Linked DNA regions of Mus musculus: regions 1, 2 and 3 are each linked to region 4. Evidence: chromatin loops called from intact Hi-C (ENCODE). Cell type or tissue: heart. All regions are shown on one strand. Each heading gives the region's core, and the rest is flanking DNA. Links, peaks and the distances in the headings are about the cores only. Region 1 holds the start of 9530026F06Rik (RIKEN cDNA 9530026F06 gene). Region 2 holds the start of Pard3b (par-3 family cell polarity regulator beta). Region 3 has its middle 160 kb from the start of Icos. Region 4 overlaps Pard3b (par-3 family cell polarity regulator beta).

Evidence for each region. Hi-C counts contacts between places; a loop is a spot of excess contacts. Peaks named below come from ENCODE experiments on the same cell type or tissue, not always from the same donor. Only the 100,000 strongest peaks of a DNase experiment are listed, where the experiment ranks them.
Region 1: a loop joins it to region 4, with 5 times the contacts of the local background. A loop is called at or near these places in 36 of 42 quality-filtered maps.
Region 2: a loop joins it to region 4, with 2.4 times the contacts of the local background. A loop is called at or near these places in 4 of 42 quality-filtered maps.
Region 3: a loop joins it to region 4, with 2.3 times the contacts of the local background. A loop is called at or near these places in 4 of 42 quality-filtered maps.

What each region holds. Positions count from the first base shown.
Region 1 is chr1:61,373,771-61,381,528 of GRCm38, reverse strand. 9530026F06Rik (RIKEN cDNA 9530026F06 gene) reads right to left here and starts at 3,097. Exons shown (of 5, transcript NR_040483.1): 1 at 2,973-3,097; 2 at 2,361-2,519; 3 at 1,300-1,533. In heart, for the core only: a CTCF peak has its summit at 4,260 (motif pointing left); a DNase peak (open chromatin) is centred at 4,928.
Region 2 is chr1:61,635,750-61,643,507 of GRCm38, reverse strand. Pard3b (par-3 family cell polarity regulator beta) reads right to left here and starts at 4,684. Exons shown (of 23, transcript NM_001081050.2): 1 at 4,146-4,684. The coding sequence starts at 4,265. In heart, for the core only: a CTCF peak has its summit at 4,034; DNase peaks (open chromatin) are centred at 3,537, 4,067 and 4,667; H3K4me3 peaks cover 1,833 bases; H3K27ac peaks cover 1,161 bases.
Region 3 is chr1:61,135,200-61,142,957 of GRCm38, reverse strand. No RefSeq gene overlaps it. Among named protein-coding and RNA genes, the nearest start is that of Icos, 160 kb to the right of the region's middle. In heart, for the core only: a CTCF peak has its summit at 3,588 (motif pointing left); a DNase peak (open chromatin) is centred at 3,497; H3K4me3 peaks cover 650 bases; H3K27ac peaks cover 1,954 bases.
Region 4 is chr1:61,766,894-61,774,651 of GRCm38, reverse strand. It overlaps Pard3b (par-3 family cell polarity regulator beta), which reads right to left. Exons shown (of 23, transcript NM_001081050.2): 2 at 6,603-6,704. Pard3bos1 (a long non-coding RNA gene) reads left to right here. Exons shown (of 4, transcript XR_373443.3): 4 at 2,566-2,698. Among named protein-coding and RNA genes, the nearest start is that of Pard3bos1, 94 kb to the left of the region's middle. In heart, for the core only: a CTCF peak has its summit at 3,217 (motif pointing right); no DNase peak of the experiment used is centred there.

The DNA.
Region 1 (7,758 bases), core at 1,727-6,726, 390 kb after region 4:
TTAGGAAGGAGCAGACAACTCATCCTCCCACTGCACTGCTGTCCTCACTAGGATGGAGTCTCCGACCTCCCTTTCCTTACGTTACCTTTGTTGAGAGATTTGTTAAAGCAAGCAGGCAACACTAAAGCTGTGGGACAAAGAAAGTTGTGCCATTTTGTACTGACAAAGGGAGGGAAAGGAAGCCTTTTCTAGTCATATGAACAGCTGACTTCAGATCTCTTGTAGTGTTATCCAAGTGACAACCCAAATTTCCAAAGCTATAGCTGAAATTCCCAGGCAGCCCGAGCGACTGTCTCATTATTCTGATAGTGCCAATGTGGCCTTTCATAACACACTGTCATTGTCATACTTGTCCTGGGAGCATCAGACAATGATGGCCATTAGTTTGCATTTTTGAAAACATGTCTGGCTATCTGACAAGTTTTACATACAAATTAAAATAATCACAAGATTCTGGCTGGTGGCGTGTCCCACAATTGTCCAGGGTGATATTATAGCCATGATGGCATTCCCCCCTGTTAGTTCCTAAAGTTATGGAACAACAACAAAAAATATCTGTCACAATAGTTCCTTTGGCTTGACAATGTAGAATCTTTGGTCACAAGCAAACACAGTACGCCATTTCAGATATGCATCTGCCACTTCAGATACATGTCTGTCACAAGTAAAGGAGTGATTAGGTTCGGGGGACTAAAGACTTAAAACTCATTCCTCACAGTCCTGATGCATCGTGCTTATTACCCCCTGATTTTGGCTTTTGTATGGTTTGCTAATTATACTTCCTCCTAATCTGCAATTATCAATTTGCCCATCCTGTTTTACTTTATCCTATTATCCATGCAAGCAACGTCTGTTTAAGATTATTATCTCGTAGAGAGCCACCATCAGCCATATTTTTACACTGTGTGCCCGAGTGCCAGAAGGAGAGTCACTGAGGAGAAAACGGGGACGGGATTGAGCACCATGGGCAGTGGCTCCAGCGGTTGACATCACTCTCCTGCCAATCCAGAGGAGATGGCCCAGGAACTGCAGAGAGGTGAAGACCCAAAAAGACATCTAGCAGAAGGTCAGGCCTTAGGGGACCAGGAGCATCTTGGGTTGGATTGTAAGACAGGATGCTGTCAAGCACCTTTCAACCATAGCTGCTGGCCTCCGCCACGGGGCCTGGGCCGGGCTGCTCTTATCTGCATTGTGCAGTGCTCTATGGCGTGCCTTGCACCCGGGGTTTGTTAAAATAACTATGATGATGGTAAATACAGATTAAAATAAAGTGTGGAGAAGCCGAGCCTATTAACTCACCTTGAGGTCTCAGGCCTGGTGGAGAATCCAGGCAGAACAAATGGCGCCACGATGCTCCAAGCCAAAAGCCCCCAGTGGGAAGACTGTGGGATCAGCATGAGCGGAGGAATTAACCACGCACTCCCTTTAATGTTCATCAGAACCGAACGCTGCCAATTTACAGCACTTCAGCACTTCGGGGCCTCTTAGAGTCTTTCCAATTATGCTAGTTGGGAGGTGACTGGCCCGTGGTCCCTGTGGTGAGATTGTGGAAGCAGAACTGAGCACCAGAGTCCTGGGGTTCCAATGTGCCAGTCCTAATGAAGCCGCATTGTTCAGCCCATTCTTCTGCCCACAACCCCTGCACCCGATTAGCATTTCCTCTGCTGGGTTTCCCCCGAACTCAAACTGGAGAGAAGGAATGGACCGTTCGCACAGCCAACTCCGGGAGCAGAGTGTGCGGAGCCTTATATTTCTAGTTAAAAAGCAATAAATCTTAAGTCAGGTAATGAATTCCATTCTGAGTAATTTCATTATGGATGTCTATTCAGAGGTTCTACAACACAGGCAGGGTGACTGGAAAACCTGCTCTAATGTGCTGGCTTTTTTCCTTGTGCCAAATTAATGGTGAAGGCCTTTGAAGGGATGCTTCATTTAGGCTTTCTTATTATCAAAAATATTCTACAAGCTGGAGCCGGGGCCTGAGTGCAGTTGTATTGCAGAGGGAGATCTTAATCTTGGATCGATGGCTGGCAGAAGTCCACTACTAAGGGAGCCCTGCGCTCTGCAATGCAGACTTCCACCCCAGGCCTGGCAGCTCTCTGTTGGGGTCTAGAAGGGAAGCATTCGGGAGGAAGGTCTGGGGAGTGATGCTAACAAGCAGACTTCCTCTGTGGGGTTTCTTTTAGTAAGTCCTGCAGGACCAAGATGATTTATATGCGTTTGGGTCCATGTCCTTCTCTCCGGCTCAAACTCTGTCTTCCACGTTTTCTTGCCATGATGTTATATTCCCACTCTAGAACCTTAAATTGTCCTCCCTGGGATTCAGTGTGCTTCCCTACCTTAACACACACGTTCCTCACCTGGTCTCTTGACCCGCGCTTCTGATTCAGTAGCTGCGAGGTGCCGGGTCCCAGACTCTGCTAATGTAATAAGTCCCAAGCTAGACCACACTTGGAGTTGGAAGGCCTGAGAATACACCAGTGCTCAAACTTGGACTTGCCTGAGAATCACCAAAGGGTCTGTTAAAACAGAGATTCTGAGCCTCACCCTGAGTTTCTGACTCTATGAGTCTGGGAACCCGACCAAGATTTGCATTTCCCATCAGTTCCCACCGATGCTAAAGCTGCCTCCCGGTCGGTCGAGGCTGCTCACTTGAGAACCGTGGCTCCCGAGTGATAGATCTCAGTGTTGCCTGCGCATACCTATCAACCAAATAAACATGAGAAGATAGACATAAATTCCTAGCTCCAGCCCAGCCCTAATGAAAACAGAATTCGGAGTTGGAGTCTCCTCTGCTGCGGCACTCATGATATGTTACGATGGAGAGAGAGCCGCATTGCTCTGAACCATGGCTGCAGCATAGCTTCTCTATGGACAGATGGGAAAACAGGTCTAGGCACTCTTCCTCTAGTGTGCATGGTACTGTCCTATCCCAGAACTTGGGTTAAACAGGTTCTTTTTATTCAGATTACCTCCTCTGTGCTCTGTCAACACCGCCTCTACCGCCATCTATTTCCTGGTTCATCTCACCCCGCACTGAGGTTTCCTGAGCAGCTGGGTGCTGTCCATTCTGAGCGTCCTCTAGACAGTGTTTCTTAATTCCAGGAGTGACTTGCATTCCGACCTCCCTTCCTCGCCCCTCCCTCCTTCAGTTCCCTGTCCTTTTGAACAACCCTTGCAAGACCCGTGTCTGCACTAGGCTTGCTGGTCATGCTTTGTGAGTTAGGTCTTGCTCATTCCGCAGGCACCCTTCAAAGCTTTGGGGTCCATTTCACCCCCTGTCAGCAAGTCCTGTTCTCATATCAATGGAATTGTTCTGTTTGTTACTCTGTGGTCCTGGACATGTGCCTTCTTCATCTCTCCTACTCACAGGCTGTCTGAGTGTAGGGATTAGATCATGCACATCTGTATCTGAGTGTAGGGATTAGATCATGCACATCTGTATACGCCTGCACCTTTCACCTCGACACAGGTGCTCACTTTTTAAAAATGAGGCCCATGGAAAACGCAGCAGCACTGCAGTCACCTGCAAACTGGCCTACGTTGCAGACTCTCAGTCTCCACCCACATCCATGAATCAGCATCTACATTTTAACAAGAGGTGTGAGAAGCTGTGCACTCTAGGGGAAAACGGCAAAATAGTTAAGAGAAATGGCTTCTGGTCTAGACCTTGAGGCTTGGGATGTTGGAGTGAGTATCAACACCATCTCTCCACATCTCCAGTGGGAATAAATACAACTAATAAAAGTCTCCTTATCCAGGAGCATTAGCGAAGAAAAGAAAATGTAAGTAAACCCCTCAGAACATTGAAGCACTCAATAATGCAACATCAGCTATCATTGCCCAATTAAAAGTGGTTAACTTTAATTGAATTCTAACTGCTACCTACAATAGACAAGAAAAATGAATCACGGCTCTGCATGGATTTCAGAAACATGAAATGTCAAAGGTAATAAATAAAAATATTAAAAGCCCTTTAGCAATCATTAAGGAGAATACCGAATAATTCCTGTATCAAGCCGTAAGCGCTCCGGTGCGGTGAAACCTTTAAAATAACCATCCCCCAGTTTTTTGCTGTGTCACTAGCTTTTCTTCTCCTGTGCAGTCTTTTCGGGCTGCTTTATTCTGCTCCACCTAAAGAATAACTTCATATAGTGAATTTTGTTTCTCAAGACTCTTGGATCTCCCTGTTGCCTTCAGGATTACCTGAGCGGCCATAAACCGCTGGGCTTGCTTGGCTGAAACCTGTGCACACACTGCCCCCTAGCGGGTCCTTTCTGTCATCACGCTGAAAGCCAAACCAAAAAAAAAAAATAAAAAAACAGACCAAAACAAAAAACCGAGAGCAATCCCTCGGCTTGCCCCTGGCTCAACATAAAAGCTCTGACTGCCTGCCCAGCTTTAAAACTAGCACCAAGCCACTGTGTGCATGAAGCAATAATAATTTGCAGTATTGTTGGAATTTACTAGAATCTGTGAGGCAGAATCTAATATCTAATACTTGGGTTTAATTCCCTCAAATGTTAGAAATGAAGATATTAACAGTGAGTCTAGAATGAAGATTAATTTGAACAGTACACATCCGTGTCTCACAGTGTGTCCAAAGCTTACTCTGCTAAGGGATGACTGGGTGACGTTATCAGCTGAGGGGATTTGTTCAACAAATGGAGTTTGAGAGGCTACTTTGTACTGAACAGAGTTTTCACACCCAAACCCCTGCTCTTAAGGGAGTGACATTCCAATTAATATCTGTGACCATCTATCATCATCTCTCAGATGTCCCTCAGGGCTTCCTGGGAGTTTCTTTTGGCTCCCAGGAGGTGTGAACTTGCCTTGGAGCAGAAACTAAGGGTATTTGTGTCTTGGTGACTCCCAATCCTCACCCTATGATATACCACTCCCTCATGCTCCACCCCTCATGCCCCCCACGCCCCGCCCTATTTTTCATGTCATCCAATGGGCTGCTTTGACTTTTTCTTCCTTTCTGTTTTGCTCCTTATCGAATCATTTTAAAGTTTAGTGGTTTTGTTGACTTTGTCTGTGTGTTCCTGGCCTCACTCTAAGCCTCCTTGGAGCATTACCAACTGTACACAAAGCCAATACCGAAAACTAACCCCAGCACGACCTCAGCCTTGCTTTGCTCTGTGTCACTTTGGGCTCCTGTCAGCACTCCCATAGGTACAGATCTAATTTCCCATCTCTTTGACTTAGATGAAAACCTCAGCTGCTCCGTGTGAGAAATAAACATTCAATAATATACAGGTTGCAATGTTGCTATACATATGTGCCAGGAAATATAATGTTTTGTCATTATATCTCTATCTGTCTGTCTGTCTGTCTGTCTGTCTGTCTGCGTGCGTGCGTGCGTGCGTGTGTGCGTGTGTGTGTGTGTGTGTGTGTGTGAGTGAGTGTGTGTGTGTGTAGGTGTGTTGCTGTCTGTCATGGGATCTTTGTCTTGGCTCTGGAGTAAAGAGAAAGCAATGCCTCTGTCCCCATGCTCATTCTGACTCCATCTGCTAGTCTCCTAAGCATCCTTCCTGCTACTTCTAATTTCCTTCTGTCACTCCTTTAGAAAGAACACCACCAAACCCCACTGTTCTTGGTCTCTTGGTGTCAGAATTCCTTTGCCTGGGAAGTTGTTGATAGAGTCAACTTGTGACCTTCCTAATCTTTGATCCCTTCCTGGGGTCCTAGCTGAGATGGTGATGGAGCAGACGGTGAGGCTAGAAACTATCTAACCCAGCATGGCTCATGTGCCTGAATTCTAGGTGATCCTGTGTACAGGATTCCTTCTTTTTCAGGGCTCTCCAGAGATGAGACTGAAGGGTAGCACAGATAGGTCACTTTAGACCACACATTTCTTAGTCAGTGTCATCTATGAACCTTCCATGGCTGTCCCTCAAACCACTAAAAATCCATTCTTGGTATTCGATTTATGCCCCTCCATACTTTTCTTTTTCTTTTTAAAATTTATTTCATGTCTATGACTACACTGCAGCTGTCTTCAGACACACCAGAAGAGGGGCATCAGATCCCATTACAGATGGTTGTGAGCCACCATGTGGTTGCTGGGGCTTGAACTCAGGACCTTTGGAAGAGCAGTCAGTGCTCTTAACCGCTGAGCCATCTCTCCAGCCCTGCTCCTCTACTTTACATCTTGTTGACATCTTGTCTGTGGACTTTCTGATACTAGAGGAATGCTAGAGACATGGACAGGCTCTTGGTAAAGGAGACAGAGCTGGTCATAGTGGTACATGCTTACAGTCCCAGCATTCAAGTTGTGGAGGCAGAAGAATCATGATGGTAGGCCAGCCTTGTCTACACAACTAAGATATTGTTTTAAACAAACAAACAAACAAACAAACAAACAAACAAGGACTGTGGATGTAGTTCAGCTGTAGAGTGCTTATTCATCTCATGAGGCCCTGGTTCAATCACTGGCACTGAAAAATAATTGGCAGAGACATATATGGAGAATGGCCTGTTTACAGGCGTTGTGCATTTTAAAATCTTTAATAACCATACTGATAGTGGTTTCACAGATGAGAGACAGGAATCTTATTAGAGAGTCCATGTGAGTCCTTCAGCATTAGATAGCTCAACACAATAACAGCAGAATTTAAACCTACACTATACTAATTTTCCTTGGATAAGGGTCCTTATTTGAGACCCATCTGCACCCTTATTTGGAGAGTAAAACTGATAACTCATCCCAATGGTTAGGGAAACATTCTCTAACACACAGGTTAGAAACTGGGTTCATTATTGTTTGTATTTTCTCCATCGCTCTCATTAAGGCTGGAGTGTAGACATTTTCTCTCTGAGGCCGTATTACATAGGCTAGCCCACAGGATCCTCCCTCCCCCAATTACCTCTACCACCTAGCCAAAGGCCAACTTTTAGCTTTGAATTTTTGACCCTAGCCAGCCAGACCAATGAGTGCCCCCATGAGCCAGCAGTAGAGAAAGGGGCAGAAACAAACACTTGAAGTGTCTGTCAGTGGTTCCCTAACAAATAGCTACAGGTCAGCCGCTGTGTCCGTCCACCCGAGCTTCTAAAGGACACCTCCTGCACTCTCTTTCCTGTTCTGGAAAATGACACCGAAACGGTAATGAGCTTAGAGGAAGCCAGACAGACAGGAAAGAAACAAGCTCTTGGGTGTGGGTGCTTGCGGAAGACTTTGGGGGACCATCTGTCCCTTGGGAAAGCGCTTATTTGATTCAGTCCTGATCAACAGTTACTCTCAATCTCATTAGTGGGGAAGGAACATGGGGATTCATTTCAGAGTGGACTTTAACTAGGATGACAGCCGCGGGGAGTGGCTCCAAGAGGCTCCTTTGACAAGGGCCACTGATGATGTAAGAGGTGTTCTAGTGAGGATTTCCTGGAGCAAAGACAGAGCTGATGGATATTATTTTTAGATCGTACTGGTATTTTTAGTGAAAGTTCAACAGCTTTTCCATTTTTGGGTGTGTGGAGGGGAAAGAGATGACTTCCTAGAGATAGTCATTTCCTCTGCTGGGAAAGAGATCTAGAGGCGCTCCAGGTTGCAGGAAGCGCCTAGGAGGGTAAACACTGCTGACATAATGGGAACACAGACTGGACTGCTGCTGTGTGTCAGGGCCCACATTCCTTCCTGGCCTTTGGACCCCGGTTAGAGGGGTTGTGCTTCCTGTTTTTGGCTCTTTCCACTTCCGGGACCGACTCTGGAGAATAAATCATAAGAAATGTCCGAGTAAGCACGCGTAGCTACAGACA
Region 2 (7,758 bases), core at 1,483-6,482, 130 kb after region 4:
GCAAAGCCCAGTGTTGTCAGAACCTCTATTGGTTTGCTCTAAAAGAAGACAGAAGTCTGGAATTGTATATGAAATCTCAAAATTCTTACACAATAAGAAAATATAACCCTAAGAGGAACTTCATAAAACTCATAGTCCCTGAGCCCTGTTTGCAATACACTGCCAGTCCGATGGCAGGCCCCAGACTAAGTTAGAGCATGTGCCTTGCTGATGGGGAGGCAGCTTCCCTGGGTGCTGTAAAGAATATCACATAGCCACATATCAGAGAAGCAGAGAACTGAGCAGAAGTTAGAAACCACAAGAAATCAGACTCTGCAAATTAGGAAATGCTTTACAAATTCAGGCTGAGTCTAATCTGTGTATCCAAAAACCATAAGATCAATTCAGACCAAGAGGCATCAAAGGCAGAAAAGTTCAGAATTAAAGAGTTCTAGCTATTCCTCTAGGCTGGTCACACAATGCTACTACAGATCTCATGATTGTATAAATTCACTTAGATGCTGATGCCACAATTAATCAGAGGATGGAATTAGTCTTATCTAACTTTCTAGCTCTGGGAAAATGTTAACTTGGAGAACAAATTATTCAAGATGTCTAAATACAGAAAAAGAAAATTCATTTTGAAAAGCCTACTAAAGTTACCTTCACTTACAATGGTTACTCATATATACAGTGAGATATATACATCAGCTTTAAAAAAAAAATCCCATGCCCGCTATCCAACTAACTATTTAATTCACCTCCTCGCCACACACCCCTCTTCGTCCTTATTCTATGGTGTTATATTCAACTCATCCAACTCACCAAGTACATGTATATATGTTCACCTTAATAACAAGCATCTTCTAGAAGAATTTATTCTGGGTGGCAACAGAGGAAAGTTGGCTTGCTATAATTAAAGGTTATATATAGACATCTATACCACAGTGTCTTGAGTTCACCAGTTCCAAGAGATTAGTGATAGATAAGTCTAGGCATTGGGGTGCTCTTTATAATACCTGTGCCCAAGTTCCACACCACACTTAAAATCTTGATTAAAATCTTGGCAAAGGGAATTCAGATAGCTGTCTTGTTTTAAATGCTATATGTAAGAATTAGAAGTGATATTCAGCCAGGGTTGACAGGACTACAGGTTACAGTTCAATTATCCATTCACCTGTGACAGGTAATTTTGATGATAAATTTAACTAATTACTCACTGATCCACACCTTGACTGCTTAAGGAGACAATCTCCTCTACAAACTACTTCACTAAATTGGATTTAGTGCCCAAGACACTGATATAGTACCAGGATCCAAAGATAAGCCATCCCATAATTCTATCCCCACTGTTAACTTCTCCTCCAGCGTGGGAGTCACCCAGTAGAAACAGGAAACTCAACGCTCCCGAGTTCAGAGCAAATTAAAGCCTTCCCCCAAAGCTCCTCCTGTTCCTTCAGCATCTCACCTACTTCTAGCCTTATCTTATGTTGACTCAGCTGGTTCCAACATACCACAAATTCCAGCTTGCTTTGGTGTCCCTTCTGTAATGCTGGCTACAACATCTAGAAGGACCTCCTTGGGCTCCACTCACTTCGGCCCTTGGAAACTACAACTTCTATCTGTCTTGAAGCCTTTCTCCCATCTAGATTATTCAGAACTCTGGGAGAAACATTCACGTCTCCACCAGGTTTCTCTTCCATTGCATCTCTTTAAATTTCTCTTCCTGGCTTGTAGAAAGTGAATTCATCACAAATTGTATTTTAACAGTACTGTTCTTCCTCCACAATTTTTTTAATTCAATGGATAAATGCATAGAGTTTTTCAAAGTGTTTCTTGACATTTCAAGTTACATTCCAACCACTAATTATTAGTTAAGCCTTATTCTTATAATATTCTTTAAAATGAAAGAAGACAAGAATATTTAGAGAAGAGGAAAACATCATTTTCCACATAAATTGAAATTTTAAAACTCAAAAATGAGAGAGAGAGATTTCATAAGCTTTGGGTGACCTTTAAATGTCACATTTACTAATATATAAATGCAAACACAGAAAAATGTAATATCCCGAAATAACAGTAACCTGATCGAAGCAATTACATTGAGTTCTATGATATAAATTATGCTTCCAGTTTAGAGTAGCAATGGCTTTTTAACACCTTTTAAGGTCTAACTACAATCCATTAAAGATCAGTGGTCATTTTTTAATGATTATTTATATGCTTGTAGATTACCTTGTACAACAGATTTCTACACTTACAGTAAATTTCTCAATGTAGAAGATTAGAGGACATACATTATTGCTAATGAATTAAAAGATAAATTTATCACCTCAGTAAACAATTCTTCCGTGAAATCTACTCTAATAATTTGTGTAGATTGTATTGTTGCTGCTAACCTTAATCGATTTTCATAAGCCAGTAAAATATGATTTCAAAGATAACTGTTTACTTGGTCAAATCCCAATTTTTAATGGAATCATATGAAATAAACAGTACACCAATGTAGCAATAGCAAAAACCAAATCTAAGCAAAACCCTCATTGGGTTAGATTGATACCTCGATTTATACGCATCTTAAATCTTTCCCCTCCTTTAACTCTGTTGTGAAGAATACAATCTAAAGAGTATGTGTAATTCCTTAGGACTTTCACTCTACCTCTTCCCATTCCCTTTTTTTTTTTGAAGTGTGGGGGTGCACACACACAAATGCACACGTGTTGGATCTACCAGATGTGGGTGCTGGTCCTCTACATGAACATCTGTACTCTCAACTGCTGAGCCATCTCTCTAACCTCCAGTTCTCGACTGTTCAAAGTAAAATATGCATGTACCCATCAAAAGTCTCCCTCTGTGCACTAATTCTTAGGTGGAGTATAGGAAGAACAGGTATGCCTTAGATCTCTAAACTAAATACGTGGGGGTGGCAAAACGGCTCAGTGGGTAATGGTTCCTGGCACCAAGCCTGAAGAGCTATGTTGATCTCCATCCACATGGCACCAACCTGGGCAAGTAGTTCTCTGCCCTCCACATATGTACAGTAGTATACATGTACCCTCCATACACATATTAAATGAATATATGTAATTTAAAAATTTGAAACTATGTACTTGGAAAAAGAAAAGTGATTTCTATACTTTGGATAACATATATGACATTAAAATTACAGTTTTTCATCTCAAGATTGGACTATAGTTTACAACGAGCATTATGCGAACAAATATTAAAAGGACTAAAACAGGAGTTTGTCTACTAAAACAAGAGTTTGTGGCTTATCTGTTCGCGAGGTCGTTGAAGCATCCGAAACAGGCCATGGACGAACTGAAACAATTTTAAAGGTGCTTTTTAGAGAGTTCATTTAGAGGTTCCATAGAGGAAACCAGAACTCTCACAAGTCACCCAGATGCCTGACCAGAGTGCTGGAGTCCTGCCACTTGTGTGCTGGCTTTTGGCTGCTACTTATTCCTAACTTGAGCAGCAGAACAGTGGGTCAGCCTTACTTTGGGAGTAACCCAGAACCCACTACAACCATTCTCATTAGCTATGACTCATAGAAACTGTGGCATTCGCTGAATACACCCCAGTGCAGTAGCTGGCATAAGGGCAGCATCCCCACTGGAGCACCTCCTGCCCAGGTCACTGGGAGACCTCCCATCAAGCTGAGAACTCTCAAAGCACCAATAGCTATAACTTTGGAGGTGTTTCTTGAGCCAATCAATGCTCAAACTCCAAGGAGCCTCCTTAAGGCGGGACTTGGTCAGAAATCACACTTCAGGTGAGCAGCACAGGGTAACATCACAGTGTCCCCACAAGTAGGTTCTGGACCCCTACTCAAACACCTGGGGCTGTCTTACAGAACAGACTGGGTGTGTGGACTTGGGAGTAGGCCCCAGATGGCGGAGTTGTAAGGACCCCTCAAGTGAGTGGGATGCCGCCATTTCTTCTCCAGCCTCTGGATAGCAAGACAGGGCTAATTGGGTCCCTTAAATTAGCAGCCTGCAAAAGTTGTGGCTGCAGGCAGCGCTCACCAGCCGCTGGGGGTGATCTGAGCCCCAGAAAAAGCGCCACCTGGTCCAAGGCAACGGGCAGGTGCGTGGCCTAGGACACTTACTAAGTGAGCCCCGCGGTGGTCGCGCCCCATGCTCGCCCCCTGCGGCGCCCCTCACCTGGTCCCGGGTCTTCAGGTACCGCTGCAGCGCCTGCTGGGTGAGCTCGCGGACCCGGAGCTGGCCGTCCTTGCAGGGCACCACGATGCCCGTCCTCCCGAAGCACACTGTCACTTTCATCCTGGCCCTGGGCTCCCGCGCGGGGCTGGGCCGAACAGGTGCCTGGCCCCCAGGCACAGCCCCTCCGTCGGGGGACGTGGGGCGGACACGACGCTGTCCCACGCGTGCCTCCGGGACCGGGACCCACAGCTGCTCCCCTGCAGCCCCACGGGAGGCCGAGGGCGGGAACGCGGGCTCGGAGACGCGGGGACGCGGAGGGTCGGCCGGGCGCAAGCGGAGGCTCCACGCGCCAAAGTGAAACTGCGGGTGCGGCCCGGCCCGGCCCTGCCTCTGGCGGTGGCCCTAGCGACCGTGGCAGGGCCGGCCCCAGGCCCCGGGCTGGAGTGGGCGGCGGCGGCGGCGCGCGGGGCCAGAGTTGGGAGGAAACTTTTGCGCCGGCTCCCAACTCCTCCGACGCGCGCGGCGCTCTGGGCTCCCTCGGCCCGCGGGCCAGCCTGGGCCCGGCTCTTAAAGGGGCCGCGGCGCTCGCGGACCACAGAGCGCACCGAGGCGTTGCACCGAGCCCGGGGTTGCCCCAGTAACTAGACCTTGGGTAGCTTGTTGCCCGCACTTGGTTCTCTTTCTCCCTCACATGTACAAGGAGCTCCGGGAATTGTAACGGGATCTGGGAGCTACCACAGGGGAATTGAAACCGGATCTCATAAAGCACACTTGGAATAGATAGGAAACTGGCCTAGCAACTCCCTTAAAATGAGAGTTGGAGGGAGGTTCAAGGGAAGCTCCGGAGCAGGTGCTTTTGCCACACCTTCTAAAGTAGCCATAGAATTGAAGTACTGAGAGGTGGGACTGACTGAAGGCAGAGCTTTTGCTTTGGAGCCACAAGAGAGCTAGCTAAGCTGAGGGAACTTTAAGGCCACTGTGCAGGTGCCAAGTGTTCCACCGAAGATCACACCCAAAATCCAAATATGATAGGGTGTAAAAGTTTACACTTTTCCTTTTGAAGGGGGACTCCCTTTGTGCATCTGTTGACGAAAAGAACACCCTTGAGTCATGATTTCGCAGGTTCCTGTCCTCGAACAATTGAACCCAAGGTATGGGGAGAAGTTCTGATCAACAAGTAACGTCTGCATCCTTAATTCTTAAGTAAACAGCTCCTTTGAGCTGGAAAATAAATACTTTCCCCTTACCTTGTACAGAAAGAAGAGTGCTTGGCTTGCTGGGGGTGCGGTTCAATTTAGAACTTTTCCCTCCAGTCATCGATTTTCAGCACTGAAAGATTCAAAATCAAAACAGACTGGTGTTCAGAAACTGAGCAGGTGACACAGCTGGTTATGGTGCAAAGAACACAGGTCCTCCTATCTAAATCTCTAGTGGCTCCTGACAGTTTTTATGGCAATTTAGTGCATCCATAAGATCCCCCGGGGTATCCTCCATTTCCTACCAGAGTTGCTCCTATGTCAACTTAAACTGAGTTTGAGTTGCTGGGGATGGTTTGGTCCTAAATTATGGATCTGGGAGTTCTGATCTACTTACACTCCTACATTCAATATACATTGATTATGTCCCACGAAAGCACCTTATTCAATGTCAGTGGCCATGAAGAGGGTCATGTAAACTGAGTCAACTTGGAGGAAATACACAGTAGACAGCCTAGTTGGGTTGCAAATCTAACAGACTGATTTAGGTAAACCAAAGACAGAATTATTTTTGTCATAAAACCAGACAAAAAAATCCATTGAGCCACCCTCTGAGGCATAGTTGGAGGCAGGATCATGAAGTGTATCTTCAGGGACTATCTCCAGCTATTAACTACACTAATGTTGTCTCCATTCGCAGTGAAGTGGGCTCACAGGCGTTTCTCTGCTGAGTCTTCCACAGGAAATAGTAAAAATTGAGCACATGCAAATGCCAGGCATTAATGAGTGGTCTCACGCTATACTGAGAATTGTATGAAGGTTTGGAAAGCACAAAGCAAAGATTCTCAGCCGAGAAACAAGTGCACACTGCTTCCTCTGTGCCCCCACCCCCCACCCCCCACCCCCATCCCCGGTCCTTCACCGTGTCCCCAAACTGGTCTTCAACTCCAGTGGACCAGGGTTCTCTTCACATTACAAACTCTTACAGCCAGTAGGAGTTCTCCTCGGGTACCCAGAGCCTTCAGCTTCCTGGCTTTGAGATTCCCCAAGTTAACTATGAAGAACACACAGACTCGCCCCATCCCACTCACAGATTAGATGAAGCAGGTCTTATGGAATGCAGCAAAATCCATGTCTGCAGTAGATAACGGAAGCCTGCAGCTACACCAGCGTTTGAGCAGTACACCCTGTGCACTTTCATGACCCCTCACTAGTAACTGGGCATAGGGCTTAGTGTTTATATTTCATGTTTATTAAATAACCCTGGTTAATTTGCTTTTCAGCCTCATAATGGCACACATAGAAACAATTCATCATATATTAAGAAGAGCAACACAGTCATCCATGCCTAGCAAACACCTAAATCAATATTTCATGCCCTGGGAGCTTCCTAGGCAGAAGACAATAAATAATTTGCCTTGATTTAGTAATATTAGAGGAGTCTAGACCTGGGTTCCATTATCTTGTTTTTGCCTGCTGGATGGATGAACATCCCCTGTGCTGTGAGATTTCCTGTTTGTTTCCCAATACTTCAGTAGGCAATCACACTGGCCACTATTATTGAACTGCCTAGACTCTAAGAGGTATGATGAAAATGTCAGGTACCATGAGGGGTGCTGTGGGGCCAGGCAGCAGTGGAGCTATAGGGTGCTTGCCCAGAGCAAGAGTGGGTTGAAGCATGTCCAAACCCCAGAAATCTCATGCTGAGATTGGCAGAAGTAGGATTACTCCCTTCTCACCCTAGGCCTGTATAACCCAGCACAGGTAGCCCAGCACCCCTACCTTTACCCCCAGAGGAAGTCACATAGCCTAGTAGACAGGTTATCCTTCCTTTCCCATCAAAGGATCATGTCATGTAGCACCTGGATAGCCTCCTTATGCAAATGAGCCACCCCCACCATCCTGGGCCCAGCCAATGATGTACACTCATCTCCAAAGCCCCTACTCACCCCTCAAAGGTCTAAGTACCTTTCATACTCACCCCCATCTAGCTTAGCTATCTCAATGAAACAGTCTCCCAAGAGTCTGTTCTCAGCAGGCTCATCTCTGCCTGAGGTCTCTTCTGCCCCCGGCCATTCCTGTACCACGTCCCCTCGAGAGATCCACCAGCTCTCGATAGGGGCCAACAGGGGCAGGGAGGTGGAGCCAGAACAATAGTGTGCGTTGACTAAACAATAGTAATTGTTAATTCATAGTTGACCAGTAATCCATCTCAATGTTTTATTCTATTAAGACAAAAAAATACTTTTTGGCTTTCAAGGAGTCAGTTACAACAGTCAGTATTTATCATAGAAAACTCGTTGAGTTGGAGATAATCTTACTTTTGAGATCCAGGAAGAATTGTTATAGTCAGTAAAAGTGGGCACCATGTGACATAGATCCTCTGTCTTGGATGTGATGGGTAATGCTGTAGGATG
Region 3 (7,758 bases), core at 1,544-6,543, 630 kb after region 4:
GAGACCTTCTTTGGCCCCCTGAAGTTTTAGGGTTTCAGATGCTTAGAGACACAATCTGTGCAATTTTGTGGCATCTGTTTTTTCCAGACAGTGTATTACCACTATAAAGTAGCCTAAACTGTGGGGTCCTCCCTGCTGGGGGCCACTTCAAAAGCAATGTTTGAAGTCCCCACCCCCACCCCACCATGCTAGCTCTGGGTGAAAGCACCCAACCGTAGTGTTTAGTTTGTTAATTACTTTAAAGAACAAAAAGAAATGCTAATTTTCATCTAAATCTCTCAGCCTGTCTTCCTCTGAGCTAATAGCCTTCAAATCTGTTTTGTTTTTGCTTCTGTCATACACGAGTAACTTTAGTTCCAAATATTGCTACAATGTAGCTATTTGACACCTCTTAACTTGGGGTTATTAGCGCTCTTTCCAAAGAGAATATCATGGTTTTCTCCTAAATGAAACAAAGGATCCTGGCAAAGCAACCTTCCCAAATTTCTACTCCGAAACAGGTAGAGATAGCCAGAAAGCCCTTGCCTATTAATTTCATCAGGAAAGGGGAAAAAGTCTTCCCAGAGAGCTGCTGGCAGTTTCTAGAATCCCCTGAATTCTGAAGAAGAAAATTGTCCCTCTGCTTCCTAGAGGAGCAAACGGTCCACCAACTTTCAATCACAGTTGCTTGTCTCACCCCAACCACAGCCCGCTTATTGCTAAATATTTTCTCAAACCTCAAAGCAGTCAACAGGATTCTCTGTGGTGTAAAGCCAAACAAAAACACCCCAAAGTTCAGACGCAGTCACCAGACAAAAATTTGCTATGAACAAGCAGAAATAAGTTGTTAATGGATCCCATATGTGGCCGCCGATGCAAGTTTACGAGAACTTCCAAGAGATTTCTGAAGAGGGTCTGGTAGCCCAGAGGAAGAGCAAACACCCGTTTCCCTGTCACACAGGACAGTTAATACTCAGCCCACGGGTTCCCCGGATTTTCCCTGGTAAACACTGGGAAATTTCTGACTGCAATATTTGCTTTGTCAGGGGCTCACCACAACATGTGGTCCCCCAGGGAAAGTATTTAAAGATTTGACCTCCTTCCTCATAGCATAGACCCATCAGCCCTGGGAGTCTCTTGCTTGGAATTCCACGTATCCCTTTTGACTGGCAAAAGGTAGGAGCAGGGCAATTTTCTTCACCCAGAAAAAAAATGGTGTGCATTCCAAAATAACTCTTTTCTTCAAAGACCCATTCCCTCCTTCTCTGGGGAGTGAGTGAGTTTCCTCACCCATATTTCAGAGTCACATTGAACAGTTTAGCAACACGAATACTCTTCTGAGCAACACACATGGCTGAGGACATGTGAGAGATTTGTTGTTGTTTGTTCCATGGGTGGCTGTCAGAGCGAGGCAGGGCAGCTGGGGTTGGGGCGGAATGTTTGTGGGGGCGGGGGAGTTAAATGCCTGCCTCTCTCTCCTTGTTATTGTTTTCTTTCCCCTTGTGTGTGTCATGAACTCTGACCTACTGGATGGGGGGGGGGAGTTGGAGTGGATCTCTCTCTCCTTTTGTTAATGGGATGTGGGATGGCTTCTGTGAGGAAACCACTAGAATGTTCTTGTGGGTTTTGAAGATGACCAAAAGGGTCTTGGAAATAAGTCTGTGGGATCTCTGGAAGGTTGCTCCAACCACTTCCTCTCCTCCTTCTAGCAGGAGAATGGAAAACTCCAGAGCCAATAGGGGCAATTTATAAAAGGGCCCTGCCTGGTACGTGGCTGCTTTTGGACAAAATGTCCCAATTAACCAAGAGCACACAAAACACGCAGGCTGACAACAGAAACTGGAAGGGCCCTGGGAAGTTCCCAGAGCCTTTGAGTTGTTCCGCACAGTGAGATGTGTCTACCCCAGGCAGGCTCACGAGCCTCCCAGCTGCCTGAGGCCAGTTGGAGGGAAGTTGAAATGTTCAACCTGTGAGGAGTCAGCGGGATCTTGGAGATAATGGAGCATTCAGTTTGACATCCCAAACTGGTGTATCCGGGAAGAGCAGGGCTCTTGCTGGGATGGGAGACAGTAATTGTTTTTTAGCATGACAGATAAGACACTCTGGCTTCTGCAGATCCCTTACAACTGGGAAACAACTGTTCTCAATGTCGATACTAAGATACTAAGTATTTAAATGTGGGCTTTCGGAGGAAGGCTTCCTTTCTCCCTGCCTGCCTGCCTGCTGTTCCTGCAGGACTACTTTCGAGTACGAATGTCCTTCTCTCACAGTTTTACACTCAAGTAGTACAAACATAGCCAATCTTAGGAGGATTTGAATATAATTAAATCAGTCCATTAAACTGGTAAGTGTGTGTGTGTGTGTGTGTGTGTGTGTGTGTGTGTGTGTGCTCACGCGCGCCCCCCACCCCCACCCCGTGCCTATCTTGAGGCCAAAGGTCAACCCAGGGTATCATTCCTCAGCAACTTTCTATCTCATTTTGGCCTGGAACTTGTCAATTAGACTAAGCTGGTTGGTCAGTCAGTACCAGGGTCCTCCTGTCTCTACCTCCACAGTGCAGGGATTAAGGGCACTGAAGCCTCTCCCCAGCCCTCAGCCCATCACTAAGAACCTTCTGAGGGATTATAGGGACCAGCCTGTGACTGGACTGGGTTCCGTGACTGGCGGATAATAAACTCTAAGAGTGCAATTCGAGAATTGCAAAGGAGCAAGAAGGCAGAAGCTAGTGAAAGACGTTATGTGATGGCAATTATAAACAGACTGTTCCCTCTGAGGTTGTACACAGAGCAGTCCCTCCTTGGGTGTTCCCATTGCCAGCTGCAGTCAAGTGGATCCACAGATGTACTATCCTTAAGCGGGAACCCATCTCCCCCAACCCCACCCCCACCCCCCGGCAGTGCAGATCCCACCTGGTGATCACCCTCTATAGTGATCCATCTAGTATCTCACTAGCTGGGCTGACAAATATTTAACCTACAGGGAAGGACATTTAAGGAGATACATCTCTAGCTTCTCCTCCTCGAGACCCAAATGAGATTCTTGAAAACATCAGACAAAACAGTTCTCAGAATAACGTTGCCTTCAGAGAGGGATTTCCCCCTCTATTTCCCCTCCCACTTTTGTAGAGTCCAGCTGTCTTTCTCACCCCCCACATCTCTACCTCCACCCCTCCCCAGCAAACTCTGGAAAAACAGTAGTAACTAACATTTGTGCCTTTGGCAATAAAACCACAGGCCTTGCAAACCCCAAATGGCAAAAAGACATTTCCATTCCAATCCCAGTTTTAAATTAAACTGTAATGAAAAATCAGCAGTGGCAGCTGGGACCAGAGACACTGATTGTCTCTAGGAACAAAAAGGAGGGGTGCGGGGCCGGGGATAGGAGAAAGAAAAGAGACCGCAAGTCAGCCTCGCTCTGGCAATAAAGCATCTGGTAAACCTTCAAGTATAAAGAAATTAGAAAAACAAATCTACTACTGAGACAAGCCAAGATGGCTGTTTCCCTCCGCAATCACAGCGAGGCGGATCACAAATCACCCTCCACTTTATCAATGGACAAGGAGGGTGAGGGGAGGCGAAAGAAATGCGCAGGCCTGTAGTGACACCTGGAGGAAGATGAGGGTAATTCTTTGGGGGGGGCGCTTCCCCGCCCCCACTCTCGCAGGGTCTGCGGATTTAGGCTCTTTCAGGAACCCCAAGCATCAAGGAGACCCCTCAGGGCTTCAAGGGAAAATAAGAGGGGCATCACTGCCTTCTTATTCTTTACATATGAACAAATTGCTTTTAGGAAAAGAACATCGACTTCAACTGGAGTTTTCCACCCAGTAATTTGAGTACTTGAGTAAACTGAACCCAATCCCGCTGTTTTAACTTTTTTTTTTTTTAAATTCAAAATCAGAATGAGATGAGATGAGCTCCGGTCTAGAAAATTTTTATTTTATAGCTTTCCAAAACTTGCAAATTCTATAGATCCTCCAGTATATACTTTCTATTTTCTGAATATCTGTGATGGGAAGAATAGAGGGTGGGGAGAATCTGTACTAACTGTACGAACCAAAGATGCTCCCAAGAGAAGGGGTTCTGAACTGGAGAGTGAGTGGGTTTGTGATAAATACAAATTCAGGACTGTGAAACCCGTGTTATAGCCTTATTTTGTTCTCAGGAGTTTTGTGTGATCTTTTGAAATTGGTAACAGTTTTCTAAAAGCCACAAAATACACGTAGGCGGTCACATGACTGTAGATATTCACAGAACAACCATGGGTAGATAGCTTGGAGCAGGGATGACAGATATCCCTCGATCCTTCCGGGAATTCTCCCACAGAGAAAAATAATCAGATAAAACTTACAATGTGATTGCCTGTTTATACATCTGAAGAAATTTCTTTATAGAAAGAACAGTTGCTGTGACCAGAAATATACAAGAACATTAAAAAACAAAAAGTATGGCCTGGCCTGGCATGGTGGTGTCCAGGGGTGGGGTGGGGTAAAGGGGGCGGGAGGAGCAGAGGCCTATGGATCTCCGAATGTTCCAGGAGAGCCAGAGCTACTTAGCCCTATCTCAAAACTGTACCAGAAAAGAGGTCAGAAGCAGCATGAAGCAACAGTGTAAAAGGAATCTAGTATTTAAGTGGAACGCCCTGCAGAAAGCTCCAATTGTTTATTTTACCTAATTAATGTTGGTTTTAATGCACCTGGTATGTAGCGCCGAGCGTGGGCACACAAACTCTGGGTAGCACCTTAGTGGAAATTCCACTTGCTCACTCGCTCCACCCTGGAAGCCTGAACTAACAACCCATCATCCCCGGTGGATCACACCACACACACCCATCCCAACTCCACCCCTACCCCGCAACTATCGTAGATCTGGCTAATGGATGCAACACCCAGCAGATCCGGCTAACACGTATTGACTTACCCAAGGAGAACTGCAGCCTTACTATAGCTATTGCTCTCTCTGTCTCTCTTTTATTATCAGATCGTTTTCAGTATTGATATTTATTATTTTAAATTATTTGTCTGTGCCTGGAGGGCAGAGGTATTGGGTTCTCTGACAAGTTACAGGCAGCAGTGTGCTGCCTCCTGCCTAGTGTGGATGCTGGAAGCTTAGCTCCGGTCCTCTGGAAGATCAGTGTGTGCTCTTAGCCTCAGAGACATGAGGCTTTTCAAATGTTGGTCTTTGTTTTATCTACAAATAGTTAAACAAAACAAATGGCTTCTTATGACTGAGTCCCAGTGGCTTCCACCCCTGTCTTAGGGTCTAGTATCTCTGCCTCCCACGGTTTGGTTTCTCTGTTTCTCACTTTCTCTTCCCGCCTCCTTTTTCCTGCCTTACTCTTGATCTCTGAGCTCTAATGAGGCACAGTCAGAGGAAAATATTCAACCTCTTTAAGAAGTTTGGATACTCAACATTGTAAATCTTCTTAAGAAATTGAACAATAAGAATATTTTATTTCATGGTGAAAGCATGAAATAAACACATACAGATTTTTCCCTCAATAAGCTTTTCCCCATCAGTTTTTGCTATGAGCCACCACACACACACACACACACACACACACACACACACACACACACCACTCTACTGATGGTTTCGGTATGCGTAGTAGAGCCTCCTTTAGCTAATGACTGTGAAAAAAAATAACATAATATTTTAGTGATGTTTCCTGAAATGGAACTATAAAAGACCTACTGTGTACTTCAAGGCTCTGATTTTTGGAGTTTGTTTTACCTTTGTTGGTTTTTGAGGGGAGGGTGTTGGCCATTGAACAAATAAACAAACCACTACATTCATCAAATGTTTCTTTGCACTACTACACTACATAAACATGTCAATAAATCCTCACCAGCTAAACTCCCACTATGTTAGAAAATATTTACACAGGGTGTGAAGTGTGGGATCAGGTCTGGTGGTGGTGGTAGAGATGCGGAAGGCATTTAAAAGGGACAAGGGCAAGGTGGGAAGATGGCTCAGTCAGCAGGTGCTTGCTTGCAAGGTTGAGGACTTGAATCGGATCTCCAGAACCCATGTAGAGGACAGGGTCTGGATGGGACAGAAAGGCACATTCTTCAGCCATTCTCCAATTTGTAAGACAATCTGTGAGAGTTTGTCAGGAGCCCTATAGTCTTTGAGTTTCTGTTTGTTTCTTTATCAAATGAAGAAGATATGTTAATAACCATGATGATTAATTGATTAATTTCAGATATTAAAATAACACTCAACTTCATTTAAGTAACTAATTTTCATTTTCTATAGATTTCCTGCTTAAACAACAGATTCCTGTGTCTGCTGTTTGGCCCTGATATGTTCCCAAGAGCAGGGCCTTGTCTAAATAATACACCAGGATTCAGCCAGAAAAGAAAATGCACATATGTTCAATGAAAATTGAGCTTCATGGGACATTTAAAGGAGAGAGTAAATTTTAATTTAATGTATACGCTAATCTTATTATAGTTAATGTTCATGGAACACTTTTCAAGAGACCTCACAGTTATAGTCATGCGTTATTTAGGAACAGGGCTGTATTCTAAGAAATTGGTTGCTAGGCAATTTTGTCATTGTGTGAACAGCACTTAGTGTATTTACACAAACCTAGGAGGTGTGAGTCAGTCATTCACGTTGACGTATTGATTTGAAGGAGAGCTGCAGTAAGCTAACCCTTACCCCTAGTCCTTTTGTGGACTAAAGGGAACTCAGATACTGGGCTAGTAGGAATGTAAACTAATCCAGTCACTATGGAAATCAGAATAGGGGGTCCTCAAAAAACTAAAGCTAAATCAAGCACATGACTCAGCCACACCACTTCTGAGTGTTTACCCAAAGTCTCTACGTCGATCATCACAGAGATACTTAGCCCAGCCATGCTAGCACTAGCACTAGGTGAACTAGGGCAGTCACAGAACCAACCATGGGGTCCAGCAGCAAAAGAGTGGGAAAGAAAATGTGGTCCACAGACAATATGGATTTTTTTCCAGCCATAAAAAAAAGAATGGAGTTATCTCATTTGCAACAAGAGATAACAATAGTAAGCAAATTAAGACGGTTCCAGAAAGACAAATACCATGTTTTCTCTCACTTGTGGCTTGTAGATTATAACATAGATACATTAAAGCCTGCACATGTATCTGCACTGAAAGCAAAAATGAAACTGTCTCAAAGAACAAAAGAGACTGACAGGAGGGGGAGGAAGCAAGGAGAAGGGGGAGGAGGGAGAATTTGCATAACAAGCAATATATGCTTGTATGAAAATGTCCTTACGTAACACAGTACCACATGCAGTTAATACACACAGCAAAACTTTTTTCTTTAATTTGAGATACAGTAACTGTGAGATGTGAGCATGCAGCTGCTCACAGCATAATAGGCCGCACTGCTTTACAGGAACCCTGAAAATGAGGGTCTAAATGAGTAACAGCATCATATAGTAGATGCAGAAGCTAACAGAGTGGTTAGCTCATCACGCTGCATTGCTGCATTTTCTGATTGGTGCTGTGGTGGGTGGTAGCTTTGTTTCCACCAGCATCTCTTCAGTCACGTGATCTGACATCAATGGGAGATGGGAATTTCTTCCATTTCACTACCATTGTATGGAGTCTCTTCACCTATGTGGTCCACCGTTGACCAAAAATGTCATTTTCAACACTGACCTATCTCCGTTTTCCCCAGAGATTCTACGATTTATCACTTCATCTTTATCATGGTAACAACAGCTTTTCCAGATTTCCTCTCCCTTAACCAGCCAATGATGGCAAATAGTGTTTGTTCTCATATGGCTCCTCAG
Region 4 (7,758 bases), core at 1,323-6,322:
TGTACACGTATAGACATGCTATAGATGCCAACCAGGTAAACTGTAGAAGGCACTGGGGAGTCCATATTTGACTTGGCCATCATCAGGATTATGGTAGCTGTAGTTACTATCTCCCAAAACCATTTATCTTTGCCATAGTAAGGTCACAGAAGTATTAATGCAGAGGGCTCCTCTGGGCTTGGTACATGCCTGCACACTGCTTCCTACTGCAATATTTAAGGGGCAATATAGGTTCCTAGAAAGGAAAGGTAGCGAAATAGAAACTCTCAACTTTAGTTTCAACTTTATCAGTGACTAAAACCAAAGATGTTTATTAAAACAAAAGTATAAATAGGGTGTGGTACAAATACCTTTGGTCCCAGCACTTAGGAAGCAGAGGCAAGTGATTCTCTGTGAGTTCAAGACCAGCCTAGTCTATATAGTAATTCACAGGCAAACCTGGTCTACATATTGAGATCCAATCAAAGAAACAAAAACATCATCATCATCATCGACGACAACAACACCACCACCCATACTAAGTCAAGGTGCTAAAAAATAATCTTTAAAAAACCATCCCCTTCTTACATTAAAATTTTCAAAATGCCAAGGGTCAAATATTAATGCTTATATTAAAGTATTAATTATGTATATGAAGTTAGAGTGCTCAAAAAGCCACTTGGGATTGAAGTGATCTAAAAGTATTGACTGCTAAAAAATAGTTTGACCTGGATATTTAAAGATCGATAAAAAATAAGGAAGTGGTACAAGTATATCCTTATTATGTGTATAGTGCTTTAATATTTTCATTGAATTTTCACACACAACTTCTATCTTTCCCTGTGACACTAAGATTATTTACCACTCCCATTTTACCAGTGAGAAAACTGAAATTCTGAATGATCAAATTATTTAACATTGGAAAGTGTTCATTTATTTTTTCTACATTATCTGAATTCTAAGTAAGGGCTAGGCACAGTTACAGGCACTGGAAACAAGCAATGGATAAAACTATCAACCAATATTATGTATGTATGTGTATGTATATGTGTGCATATATATATATATATGTATATGTATACATATATATGCATATATAGATACATATACATCATATACATCATATACATATACATATACATATACATATACATATACATATACATATGTAAGTATGTGTCCTAAATTATCAGAGACCAGGCACAAGGACCAATAGGCATGCTAAACAAGTAAAACACTGGAAGTATAGAACAGGTAGGAGGTGCATGTAAGAAAGAAACCATAGCTTTACTACTGTTGCCATTTAGCATGCTTCAGACAGCTGGGGGGAAGTGGGTATTCCAGGGACTCATAACAGAACCTATGAGACTTGTACTTTATTCAAGTACAAATGCCTATTATCATCCACAGTGACAGGTCCCAGGATGTCCTTCAGACACCAACCTCTATGGATAGATGCCCACATCCCTAACAGGACAAGAAGTTGCATATGAGTCATATGTACTTTATATATGTATTTTAAAGCATGGGCACATTACTAAGCATAGCTAACAGAGCATAACTATTCCATATGCAGCTATTGTATTGATCATGTGTTAAAGCCAAGGGGAGGTAAAACCAATGTGTCCCAACAGCAGGGACAACCATCCTAGGCTTCCAGATAACAATGGTGGAACAAATGTTAAAGAGAGATTGAGGACCTGTGAGGTGGGGTGTGCTTACATACACATTCAGTGTAGCCCTGACACAGGGCAAACACAAGTGAAGTCGTTGATGCTCTCTGGAATTCTTTTCTTGGTACTTCTGATTCACAGCTGTTTGAATCCAGAGATTCTAAATCTGTAAATACAGATTGAAAACCACATTCCTAGATGGGATATGCTTTAAGCAATACATTTAAAATAATGCAAATCCAATCTTTTTTACTTTGATAGTATATTTGATAGCTAAATTTACTATGTAATGTAACACACTAGAACCTAACAGTTATTCTCCTGAGCATGTGGCTTCACACTGTGGCTAGGTTATTTATCACACATGATATAATATCACATAAAATTACTGCATTGTTTTAGCTTCAATTACCCATGAGAAAGCCATGACACAAAGAAAGGGGCTACGTTGCTGAAAGCCATTCAGGTAAGAAAACCAATAACAAAGATCATTCCCAACAGTTGCCATAACCTTAGTCTGGACTTTTATTTATTAAAATTGTTATCTCTGTAAATGCAAAGATGGGGATAAAAAACACGAAAAAAGAATTAAAAATAAACTGTGCTCAGATGATTAAGACTTTGAAAAAACTTATTAGTTCAAGACTAGAAGAAGGATATTCTATTGACAGGAGAGAAAAGAGAACATAGGGCTTGCCCCTGGCAGAAGTCGGCCCTCAACAGCAGCTTCGATCAGAATGCCAAAGAGGAAATGCTAAAATGGACTCCGGAAAGAAACCAGCCACAGTCATGAAGTCCAGGAGTCCAAGAGACTTCCCTGGTTCAGATACTTCCTGTTTAGGAAGATGTTAAAGTTAGTCCATAAGACTAGTATACTTTGGATCTAAAATTCTATAATTTTATTACTCTCTAGCAGAAAGTCATCTTGAGGCCCGTGCCATGGGCCTTGTAAGCAGAAGCACTTCTCTCCTCCCCTACAAGCTTCCATATTTCTTTCTGAAGCACTGTTTAAACCTCTAGGCACATCATAACTTCAAGATCCCTTCAAAATGTAAGTGTTCCAGAATTAAATTTACTATATTATTATTTAAGAAAATATAATAGATTTAGAACAATTATTTTATGTTAAGGTAGAAGTATCACTAATAAATTAAGTGTTCAAAAATAACCCAGGATTGTAAAAAAATATATATAATAATTCAGTATCTTTTAAAAAGGATTAATGTAGCAACAACACTTCCCAAGCAAAACACAACATACACCATGGATTGTCTAGTTACACACTAAAGTCACACATATCTTAGTACAATCAGCCATCAACCTTTCAGTCAGTAAAAAGGAAGTTGAGAAAGCCAAAAATAGAAACAAGTTTTATGAATGCAAAGAGTGTCCTTGGCCATTTTTGAAAAACTTAAGAGAGCAGAGATATGTATGTGTAAACTCTCCCTTTACTATCCACCTCTGATCTGGGATCTATACTAAAAAGACAAAAGACATTTTCTAACTGGGGGAGTGTCAAATTTCAAACTGTTTTCTGAGCTGGCTTCTAAGTGACTGTGCCATCCACCAGAGGGCAACAGAGTGCTCTGAGAAAGCAAGTGGCAGTGTGTCTGACTAGGTCACTAGTTCATTCACTGTGCACAAGAGTCTCCCTTTGAATATGTGAAGATCCCTGAATGCTGAGTATGTTAACAGACAGTGTGTTCCTGTTCTAAATTTAGTCCTGCTGGCATTTCATTTCTCACATAATAATAATATCTTAATCCAAATATTGTGTCATATTAATCAAGTATCTCCTTATAAAACTATTTTGAGCAATTAAATAACTTTAAAACAAATTTTATAAGATTTGTTTGAAACTATTAAAGTATGCATTAAGTTAGTTTCTTTGGTGTTTCAGTACTTAATCTCAAACACTTAGTACTTAAATCAAGACATGCACATGAAAATATCATAATAATAGTATTATATCATTAAAAGACAGCAAGGGACACTAAACACATAACTCTTCTACACTAACACTACACTAACTAACATTTTGCTGTTAAATAAATTGTTGAACCTGAGGATAAGGCAGACAAAAGTCTAACAAGTACTTATACCAAACACAAAGACAAAGCTGAGCTGATAGTGTAGTACTTGAACATGAGACAGCACATGGTATTCAAGGGTCAAGGCCCAGTTGTGCAAGTCAAGAGCTCCTGGCCTGCCTTCAAGTTTAGCACTTCCCATCTGTAAAACCTAGCTGTAAATAAAGAAATTTTCTGTGATGGTATACTATACTTCACACACCACACCACACACACACACACACACACACACACACACACACGTGTGTGTGTGTGTGTGTGTGTATGTATATATATTACATATATATACACATATGTGTATATATGTATTACAGTTAGGGTTAGGGTTGGAGGTTAGGGCTAGGGCATATATACATATGTATGTATGGTTATGGAAGGAATTCAATTTTCATAAAAATTATATACTTTCATATTTACATAGTTTTATGTTGTAGTTGTCTTTTTTAACCATGCCAACAATTCACAATGTGAGTTACTGTTTTAAGAGTCTATTATTGAGTAACAAGACCATGGGATTCAGAAGTCATCTCTTTATCAAACTAAGTAAATGAATTAGATCTTTCTCCAATTTTACATCAAATCATTCCACCTCTAGTTTCTAGCCTTTATTGAACTGCACTGATTTTCCGAAAGCAAAGCAACCACAGCTGACACCGCTTTGGGACTGTAATTGCTGTTGGGATCTTGGCTTCTCCATTACTTGGTCCAGCCTATCTACAGCCCTCATTGCCAGTTCCCCTGTAGGTAGTCCATCCCAGGAATGCAAGTGTTATGACTTGAGCATGAGTCTTCACACCCAGCCAATCTTCTCTGTGCCTGCTCTCTGTCCATATTCCATCTGTGAATGAGTATTCACCAAGTAATTTACACATAAAAGCCCAACTGTGCCTCCAGCCTTCTTGAGCAGGTTTGATATCCAACAGGAGGTCCACAAACCATCAGTTGAAATTACTACTTACTGTGAATTGACTAAAAGTAAGAGAAACAAGTTTGGTGGGCTCTGCTTCCAGGAAATATAAGAAAGCTCTCTTTTTCACTGATTATTTTTTTCCTTTTTTAACAAAAAGAAGAAAATTGAGTGATTCTTCTTCAGGCAACACGAAAAGTGCAAATCCTTATCGATTGTGTAGCACAATGGCAGGCATCATGGAGAGCCATGAATGTGCACTAAGAGGAAAGCTGTAGCTGTAGCTAACATATATGGATCCTCTGCTAGGCTCTTAGCTGACTGTGTCCTTGTCTCCGTATTTAATAGTGGTGTTAAGTCCCATTTCAAAAAGACACACATAATAACGCTGTTTCTGTGTCTAAGATACAAGCTACATTTTGAAAAGGCCTTGAGGAAACAGTTGAAAGAATGCATCAGAGGAAAGTGCTGCATCAGACAGATCTCCTCAGATATTGTTAACAGAATTTCCCTTCCTGAAATGGGATTTGAAATAAGGCCAGGATGAGCCGGTATCTTCTGCCCTTTCTTTAATGTAGCATTTTCTTGCTTTTTGTATGAACACACTGGCAGTGGAATTTGAGATGCAGGCGGCCTTCATTATTAAAAATCAAGCCAAATATCTCAACTATCTCAAAAAAGGAAGGTGTTCCCAGGGAAGAAGCAGAAAGTGAACTGGGAAAAGGCAAATGAATGGCCATCATTTGGTGTTATAAGGGGGAAATCATGAAACACTCTGTAGCTATGCACGGTAGCTCAGGCTGCAAACTCAGCACTCTGGAGGCTCAGGTGAGGGAAGTTCTTGATTTCATGGTCAATCTAAGTAGCTAAAATGAAACCACAACAAAAGAACGGTCATTAAATGCCTTACCAGATATCTTAACATAAGAAATACAGAGGAGGAAAGGATCTTCAGCCCCTGCCTTCTAGGAGTTGGCAATCTACTTAGAAACACAATTTGCTTACTGTGTGGCTGACTACCATATGAAGTAAGTCAAGCCAAGTGTCAAAAGAAATATAAAATAGAAGACTATGTTTGCAAATATTAACGTAACACACACACACACACACACACACACACACACACACAGAGAGAGAGAAAGAGAGAGAGAGAGAGAGAGAGAGAGAGAGAGAGAGAGAGAGAGACATGCTACAAATAAAAATAAACAGTGCTAATGTTATAGAGAAGAAATCTTGGAAGCAGTTCTGTTTCTAAGGACAACACAGCTCATATTAAACAGTGTGTTTCAATGACAATAATCTAGGATATTGCCATGGGATACTTTCCTTTTATACCTCATCAAAGTAATAAGAAGCAAAATTCCATTAAAATGCTACATTTGTGATGAATTATTCCCAAATAATTAAAAGAACAGTTTTAAAATTTCCTAAATATTCAACATACTCAGTGCAATGCTTTTCTTTTGTTTCAGGGTGAGGATTAACATGAAAGAAAGACATACACAGGATACAGTGTGCCATCTACTTTGAGAAAAATCTACTCTGTGGCTCTTTGGGAGTCATCCATACCCTACTATATTATCCAGTATAAAACACAAAACACGTTCCAACCTCAGGCATTAAGATGAATATTTAGCAACTGTCTGGAATAAACTCCAACAGCAGCAGTGGCTCCAACAGCCTCTGTAGCTGACACTAATTTATTGAGATGTATTGGGAGCTCTTGAGAATGAAGAGTCTGCTAATTAGGCCACCACAAAAAAAGTTCCCAAACTTCGACAAACTTCAGGCAAACATCTGATGAAGAACTTTGATTTATGAGCTGTCCAGGTGAAACCAAAACAGATGGTATCTTTTAATAATAACTGACATATGAGTTTGTTAAGAAATTGAATGGCTTGAAAATATGCTGCTTGGTATAGGAAAATGAAGAAAGTATTCAGAGTCATCTACCTTATCTTTGTCTTCAACAACATCTGCTAAGACATCATCCGGATCCAGGATTCCTCCATCTGTGTATTCTAAGTGATGAATCTTCACCCAGTATCCAGGATCCTGTGGTGGAACAAGCAAATCTGATGACTCAATCTATTTCTACCAAAGTAAGACACATTTTAACAGAGATGATTAATCTCAATAAAGATACGGTATATTGATTGTTATAGCTATGGTTCCTATTGCTGTGAGAAAATACCATATCCAAAACTAAAGTGAGGAGTCAAAGGTTTAGTTTGTCTTACAACTCTCAAGCCACAATTAGTCACTGATGGAAGTCAAAGCAGACACTCAACAGGACTGAAGTCTGGAAGCCGGACCTGAAGTCGGACACTGTGAAGCAGTGCTGCTTACTGGCTTGCTCCCCAGAGCTTGCTCGGCCATAGCTTGCTTCTTATGGCACTCAGAACTACCTGCCCCAGAGGAAGGTGCCCTTAGTGAGCTCGGCCCTCCTACAGTAATAAATAATCAAGAAAAAGTACTACTGGCCTTCCTACAGGCCAATCTTATAGAGATATTTTTCTCTATCAAAGTCCCTCTTCTCACATATATCTAGAGTTGTGTCAAGTTGGAACACCAATAAAACTTTTAACACAAAACAAAGGTCTTATGTATAAATAACTGCCACTTTTATCCTGTTTAACTTGAGGTCTACCCATCTAATAAATTTTTCTGAAATTAAATTACTATGCAGAAAATGAACTACCAACCTGAAAAGCACCTTTCAACTTAAGTAATGCCAAAAATATTCTACAGAATAATTATGAAGGTATTTCCTCAACTTCAGATAGTTTAAACTATAATATAAAATTTCCAAAGCAGAAATATGTGACTCTCCCAGCTTTAACTTTAGCAAATCGGTGGAATTGGAAGTGGGGGAGGGTATCAGCACCCCAATCCCTTTGCCTTTTTAACTTCCCATGCTCACTGTGCCTTCTCAGCTTCAGGGTGTTGATGGGGCCCAGAGAAAAGCTCCAGCCCCGTTCCCATTTCTCACATCGTGACATTCTCTGGGTAGCTGTGCCCAAAGTAACATGGTGCTTTCTAAACCAACCTTATGACTTAGATTATTTCCAACAGTCATTTTAGTATAAAACACGACAGCCTGATATTA